2 separate regions of the Homo sapiens genome follow, and region 2 is linked to region 1. A link is an interaction called in ENCODE POLR2A ChIA-PET data of the cell type or tissue named here. Cell type or tissue: OCI-LY7. All regions are shown on one strand.

The links. Peaks named below come from ENCODE experiments on the same cell type or tissue, not always from the same donor. Only the 100,000 strongest peaks of a DNase experiment are listed, where the experiment ranks them.
Region 2: POLR2A ChIA-PET joins it to region 1 with 5 read pairs; 2 of 35 experiments call an interaction of 5 or more read pairs at or near these places.

Annotation. Positions count from the first base shown.
Region 1 is chr9:123,120,615-123,124,614 of GRCh38, reverse strand. STRBP (spermatid perinuclear RNA binding protein) reads left to right here. Exons shown (of 19, transcript NM_018387.5): 19 at 1-2,998. Among named protein-coding and RNA genes, the nearest start is that of MIR600HG, 7.1 kb to the right of the region's middle. In OCI-LY7, no CTCF peak of the experiment used is centred here; no DNase peak of the experiment used is centred here.
Region 2 is chr9:123,185,319-123,189,318 of GRCh38, reverse strand. The region is part of intron 2 of STRBP (spermatid perinuclear RNA binding protein); the gene reads left to right. Among named protein-coding and RNA genes, the nearest start is that of MIR600HG, 72 kb to the right of the region's middle. In OCI-LY7, no CTCF peak of the experiment used is centred here; a DNase peak (open chromatin) is centred at 1,978.

The DNA.
Region 1 (4,000 bases):
GATTCATTGAAGGGTCTCCTTTCCTCTTCAATTACATCAGAATCTAAAGCAGCAACAGGGTCCCCATAAAAACTTGCTCTTCGATTGTCCCAGTTCTTGTTGAGTGCTGCTGTGAAAAGTGACAGGTTTCAGCCATGGGTCAGCATTTCTTTTTAAGACACCTGATGATGCTGGTGGAAATGGATCAGTGGGTAACATTGTGCTGTTCTGTAAAGGGTGCAGACCTAAGTCCTCCACTTGCATTCTCACCTTGTTTGGAAAGCCAATGATGTTACTAGGTCAATGGTTTCATTAAGGTACTCACCCCCATGAAGGAGCAGCAGTGTGGTCCCCTGTCAATATTTATAAGGCACCATGTCTTAAAAATGTCTGTTTTTAGTATGAATTAGCTTTCATTTTCCCTATTCAGTTCTGCTTTTGGGAACTTGACAGGGCCCATCCATGAGAATGGGCTTCACAAAATATGGCAAATGTATGTACCAAATTCCTTCGGGACCACTAAATAAAGGTGAAATGGGCAATGTACAACAAATGTTAGTGTCACTTCTCAGATATATATTACACAATGATTAGTTTGTTTCTTCTCCTTGGTCTTTTGTCTTTATTAGTGGTGGGTGATACTTTAATAAAACCTCATCACTTGCTGGAAATAGCTGTAACTTATCATTCTCATCCTGTGCATTAGTGGCTAGACATAAACAAGAGGGCCCATTTCAGCTGGGAGTTTTCATGTTTCATTGATGCGTTTTGCTGACCTATGGATGAAACAGAGCCATCACTGAGAAGAAAAAGCATGGCTGATAGTGTCCAGTTTTTATTAATTAAATCTTTACAGTAGTCCTCATTGTCTTTGGAATACTATTAATTGGCAGCTGCGGCTGTATTGTTATTTGAAATTGGTCATCAAATTTGGATTCCACGTTGGAATCTCTAGATATTTCTCGTTAGAAAATTCTTTTGAAGTAGCTGACTCTGCTTCATAACTCACGCGCTCTGTAATGGTGAAAAGGGAGCTGTGCTGTTTTCCAACATGATGGCAGTCATTTCAAATGGTTTCTACCAAGTCTTTTTTTTTTTTTTTTAATTTTGTTGTTTGTTGGAAGTTACTAACCATGTTGTAAACCTGCCCAGTTGCTGCAAACTTTTACATTTCTCTGCTTTACTTAAAATAATCGAGCTGTCAGTCCTTTGTTAGAAGTGGTAACCATGCAAGTTCAACTGTTTAAATTCTGTAATGAATTAAGTGTCCCCCCACCTGTTGCCCTTCCCACCCTTCCATTTTGTAATGAAAATTCCACTTACAGCTGAAAGAGCAGAGAAATATAAATGAAGCTCTTGGCTTCACCAAATTGCCTGAGATTAACATGAAGTTTTGCTTCTCTGCTCTTTTCTCCACTGTAGGTGGTTTTTTCATTGACAGCCCCTATTGCCAGCCTCTGAGCGTCGCACCATTTATTATTCACTTGGGCCCTCAAGATTTCTTCTCTGACTTCTAGAACCATCAGGTTGTCTGGCTTGAAATGGCAATTTCTATGTCTTGGTCTTAAGAGCAATGTGACACCCTGAGGCTATCCAGCTTTCAGACACTCCACTCTGACACCCTCTTTTTGAAAGCAATGACTGATCATTTTAAAGAAGAGCAATACTTTGTTCAAAGCCACGGTGTCTGTTTTAAAACTTTTCCTTTGGAAACCTAGCAATATCTGTACTTAACCCCTTTTTAGCATAGTTTCTTGTCAGGGAGTTTACAGGTCAGTGTAGAGCTTAAAATTAGCGTGTGAGCTGTGCTATGTTCTGACAGTTTTTTACACTTTTTAGCACATAAATAGTTACATTCCTGACTGCGTCAGTTAGCGTTACTATAATTTCTCAGAGATAGGGGTCCTCCTTGAAGCCATATCCTCTGCACGGGGACTGGCCCCTAGCCAGGGATGTGGCTTGCAGCTTGTGTTTCTTCAGGCTGCAGGAGTACCCCATCTCTTGTGCAAGGTAATTGGTCCAGTAGATTTCCAACATACCTCATGCTGACTAGATGAAGTGCATGGGTGGTGAAGTAAGGAGTTGAGTTTATATAGTTCTGAAGTCGTTTGTAGTCTCTCTCAAATTGTTAGCCTGGGGAACAAACCACTGAGAGATTTTGCTGGTATTGGCCTTTTCTTTTTTTTTTTTTTTTTAATTTTGGGTGAATGTTTGAAAATCATGAATCAGCCACCATTATTAATTGAAGAGCTGGGAATACCTCGTTAATGTATTTTTAAAACTGGTGTTGGACCCTCTGTGTATTTCAGGTTAATACTTTTAAGCAGTTTTCAGCACGTTTATCTCACTTTATTCTCGTTCTCCTCGGACCTTCGTAGCCATATCACTTGTATAAAATAGGCTGAGATATAGTGACTGTAAGCTGTGATCTCAGTATACAAAGGTAAGCTCTTTTATTTTCTGATTAAAGAGAAAAATAGTCAATTAAGACAACATGCATATATGACAATCATATATGATGTATTTGATCTCTTAGGTCATATGTCATCGCATTACCTTTAAAAATTGTATGGTCTAAATGTAAAATAGTTATTTTTCAACATTTGTTTTAATACCCTTGTAACTGCTTTTTACTCAAGACAGACATTTCACTTACACTAAGTGTGTGTGTGTGTGTGTGTGTGTGTAGAAACTTAGGATATAACACGTATGTAAATTACACACACATACCTGTTTAAATGTAAGAATTCAGTGATAGGAACAGTTCATCTAAGAAGATTTTAATGACAGGGCACTCTTTTGGCCAAAGCAGTGGAATTTCCTAAGCAGCAAGGTTGGTAATAGTGCTGGTAGGATCTGTATGTGTAAGCTGTTACACAAGCTGAGGATCAAAGTGCCAATTTCTCAAGGAGAAAAACTTCTCCGAGAAATGAAAGTCTCTGATCTGTGTTGTATGCCCTAATACAACAACAGCAAGAAGCCATAGAAAAAAGCAATAGAAAATGAAAAAAAAAAAAAACAAAAACAAAATATTATGGTAACTATGGAAAAGTATATAATTGACTGAGCTAAGTTAATTATTTGCAGAACCAACTTCAGCAAGACTCGGGTGGTGAATATCGAGTCTGCAGAGACCAAATAGACTTAAAGCAATCCATCTGTCTTTTCCAGGTTAGGTAGCTAGATTATTTATTTCCCACCTTATTCAACCATCATGGAGTTCATGTAAAGATGTGAGGGTTAGGCAGACATTTTAATAAAGATTTGCTTCATTTAGGTGTGTCCCATAAATGCATTTAATTGTGTTAGATGTTGTGTGCTAAGGCTGTATTTGATATATGTAGATTAAAATGAATTTCATGTTTCATATTTGTTTCTAAGTAGCAGTTTCTTTTGATGACTCACTTTAAAGTTGCTGGAACAACTCTTGTTTTTTTCCATGCAGAATCTGTATGTACATTTAATGTGGCTTTGGCATCTATAAAAGGTTGTATGAGGTATAGCTGACTAGTACTGAGTGCGATCCAGTCCTGCTGAAACAGCCCAGTGCCTATTAGGTACCAGGTCCTCTTCTGGGTACAAGTGAACAGAGGCTGTGACCAGTGGAAGCATTTTAATTCTGACAGTCTCCTTGTTGTTGGAATTGGGCCTATTACAAATATCCTACTTTGGGAACCAGATACTTAGTTAACTGTGGCAAAAAGAATATTAGCTCAGTTATTAGTTTAATTATAAACTATTTAATAATGTAGGCCCTCTGACATCACCAAAATAGGCGTCACTTGGAAATTCACTCATTTAAAATATTTCCCTGGCAGTTTTGAGAGCCTGAAACCTACTCTGGTTTATGTTCATGGACCTCTGTCCAATAAGTGAACGTAATGAAATGAATTCATAACAAATACTCCGGTCCTTTCCAAGTAGTTTTTATAGTAGAACAAAGGACAAAGTGGTTAATTTAAACACGGAGCACATTTTTTTTAATGACAGATGAGAAAGTTTCACCCTTATAATCAGTCAT
Region 2 (4,000 bases), 65 kb before region 1:
CCCCACCCCACAACAGGCCCTGGTATGTGATGTTCCCCTTCCTGTGTCCATGTGTTCTCATTGTTCAATTCCCACCTATGAGTGAGAACATGCGGTGTTTGGTTTTCTGTCCTTGCGATAGTTTGCTGAGAATGATGGTTTCCAGCTTCATCCATGTCCCTGCAAAGGACATGAGCTCATCATTTTTTATGGCTGCATAGTATTCCATGGTGTATATGTGCCACATTTTCTTAATCCAGTCTATCATTGTTGGACATTCAGGTTGGTTCCAAGTCTTTGCTATTGAATCTCACATAGTTTATCTTAATGTGATCTTCTGGGAGAGGCAGTGAGGTGTCTTTTTCTAATTTTTTCTTGCCCATATTTAATATTGTAGATGTGCGGTGGTTCTTTCATAATGAAATAAAGCCTGTTTATTTTTACATAGCTTGTTTTAGGTGGCTTATATTAGTATTAACAAAATTGAAGGTTTCCTAGTCAGTTACTGTTTTGAGAGTAAATTTACTGGATTCCATAACAAACTGTTTGCAAAACATTACTTGGGATTTTTAAAGAAAGTATTTTTATATTCTCTCTATTGCATTTCAGGAAAAAAAATCCCTAAATATTTAAGTTTCATAGTTTGAATATAGATAGCATAGTTGTTTGTTGGTTTTGAGATTTTTATTTTTATTTTTGAGATGGAGTCTCACTCTGTCACTCAGGCTGGAGTGCAGTTGCATGATCTCAGCTCACTGCAAGCTTCGCCTCCTGGGTTCACGCCATTCTCCTGCCTCAGCCTCCCGAGTAGCTGGGACTACAGGCGCCCACCACCATGCCTGGCCAATTTTTTGTATTTTTTAGTGGAGACAAGGTTTCACCGTGTTAGCCAGGATGGTCTCGATCTTCTGACCTTGTGATCCGCCTGCCTCGGGCTCCCAGACTGCTGGGATTAACAGACGTGAGCCACCGCACCTGGCCTAGTCTTGAGATTTACCCAAAAACTTTGAAAATAAGTTTTTGGGAATTTATTCATAATTGCCAAAATTTGGAATCAATCAAGATGTCCTTCAGTAGTTGAATGGATAAATTGTGGTATATCCATACAACAGAATATTATTCAGCAATAAAAAGAAATGAGCTATCAATCCATGAAAAGATGGAGAAACCTTAAATGCATATTGCTAAGTGAAAGAAGCTAGTCTCAAAAGGCTACATATGATATATTATTCCAACTATATGACATTCTTGAAAAGGCAAAATTATAGACTGAAAAAACTTAGTGGTTACTAAGGGCTTGGGGGTGGGGAAGGTGGGAAGGTCAAATAGGTGGAGCATAGGGGATTTTCAGGGGTGTTAAACTAAAACTATTTTGTATGATACTGTAATGGTGAATGCATGTCATTTGTAAAAATCCATAGAATGTACAATGCAAAGAGTGAACCCTAATGTAAACTATGAACTTTAGTTAATAATAATGTATCAACATTGGTTTATCAGTGGTAACAAATGTACCACACTAAGGTAATATGTCAAGAATAGGAGAAACTATGTGTGGTGGGTGGTGGGTGGTGTGTGGTGGGTGGTGGGGAGAAGAGGTATATGGGAGTTCTTTCCACTTTCCACTCAACTTTTCTATAAACCTAAAGCTGCTCTAGAAAATAATGTCCATTAATTGAAAAAAGTGCTCAATTAAAAAGTGACACACATTCCTTTATATATAATGCCACCTTCTGCGTAAGCTGTTCTAAGGAGTGCATAGTTAATATTTTTCTAGGCTTAGTTTTTCAGAGAAATTTACATACATCTGATGTATAAACAAAATGTTTCTATTTGACATTAGGAAATTTGAGGTGTGTTTTTTTCCCGAAACCATTTATTGGGTGTATACTATTTGTAAGATATTATTAGGTATTTTTATATAACCTGTCCATTTAGTTTGGAGTAGATACTAGTCAGCCCATTTCATGGGTGAGAAAACTCTGGCTCAGATAAGGGAAGTGACAAAGCTGGTACTTGACTCCAAAGCCTGTGTGTTCTATGGTCACATAGACTTTTTTTTTTTTTTTTTAAATAGCTGAAGTTTGTCCTCTATAGGAAATGTAAGTCCTTTAGAGCCAAAACAGTATTAAAGAGGATTGTCTAGATATGAATCTTGGCTCTACTGTTTACTTTATGGTCTTACTTAGGTTGTGTTATCTGTTTATGCTTTAGTTTCCTTATGTGTTAATTGGAGACAGTAATTGAGATTGTTGGGAGGCTTGAGTTAATATATGAAAAGTCTTAGGAACAGTGAGTACAAAGTCTGAGCTACATACATGTTATCTACTAATTAGTAGTGGAATTATTTCTCATTTTATTAAGAAAGGAAACAGAGACCCAAGGAAATTAAGTGACTCTTTGAGTCACATAACTTCTAAGGTCATATAGCTATTAACTAGCAAAGTTAGTTTTTAAAAAAATTTTAAGACCAGAATTTTATCCACTAGGTTGACCTTTTTTTTTTTTTTTTTTAAAAAAAGAAAAACTCTTAAAAGCTATTGTAGTTTCTCCATTTCAGTTTAGAGTAAATCAGACATATTATAAATTTGGCTTTTTTCTCAATCAGATTGATAAATATTGGGGAAAAAGCATTGGTCTGTAATTTAGGTTTCAGACCATGTCTTGTCCCTTGTTTGCTGATTCTGTTTCATTTTTAAAATGAGGGTAGAGTTGGTCAGATGATTTTTAAGTTTGTTTTATAGCACCAATAGAACATACAGTGAATATACAGTGAATAGAGATACAGTTTTTTTTTCATGAGTTATTGCACTATGCTATCATACTCTGAAGTTCCCAGAGGTTCTTGATGGTAGGGTAGTTACCCCCCATGCTAAATGACTGTGGAGTGCTGTACTTTTCATATTGGTGATCCATGATTTTTCCACTACATCTGAAGCTATTTCATAGCATTGTTCTTCCTTTTCTGCCTTCAATCTATTCAATTATTTTGAGACCAGGGTCTTGCTCTGTTGCTCAGGCTGGAGGGCAGTGGTGTGTTCATGGCTCACTGCAGCCCCACCCTACTGGGCTCAAGTGATCATTCCACCTCAGCCTCCTGAGCAGCTGGGACTACAGGCATGTGCCACTATGCCCACCTAATTTGTTGTTAATTTTTTTGGTAGAGATGGGGTCTCACTGTGTTGCCCAGGCTGGTCTTAAACTCCTAGGCTCAAGTGATCCTCCTGGCCTCAGCCTTCCAAAGTGCTGGGATTACAGGCGCGAGCCACCATGCCTGGCTGGCTCCACATTTTTTTTTTTTTTTTTTTGAGACGGAGTCTTGCTTTTTCGCCCAGGCTGGAGTGTAGTGGCGTGATCTTGGCTGACTGCAAGCTCTGCCTCCCGGGTTCACGCCATTCTCCTGCCTCAGCCTCCCGAGTAGCTGGGACTACAGGCACCCGCCACCATGCCCGGCTAATTTTTTTGCATTTTTAGTTTTTGTATTGTTAATTTGTATTGTTAGTTTCACCATGTTAGCCAGGATGGTCTAGAACTGGCTTCACTAATATAAAGAAAGCTTGTGTACTTTGTTTCACTTGTTGACTGAACACATAGCAATCGTTTTTGGCTGCTGGATTCACAGCTAAATAGTGACTAGCCGAATCCCTTAGAATGGAGTAGGGTTGGGAATGGGAGATGCTGAAGACTTTGGTTATATAGTAAGGTATTTATAGGAAAGGTAAAATTTTAGTATTGTATTTAGTATTATGTTACTTAGATGGAGCATTTTTGAGATATCTCTTACTGTGGGATCATATTTTGATCCCTGTTTTTTGGTTGTCCAAAAGGATCCCATGAATTGCAGCACTTATGCATTCCTTCCTTAATGCGATATGAGTAATAATAAAGTAAGTCCCATTTATTAGAATCTCTTCTGTTAAATAGTATCATTTTTTTAAAGAGATAGGGTATCGCTCTGTTGCCCAGTCTGGTCTCGAACTTCTGGCTTCAAGCAATCCTCCCGTCTTGGCCTCCCAAAGCA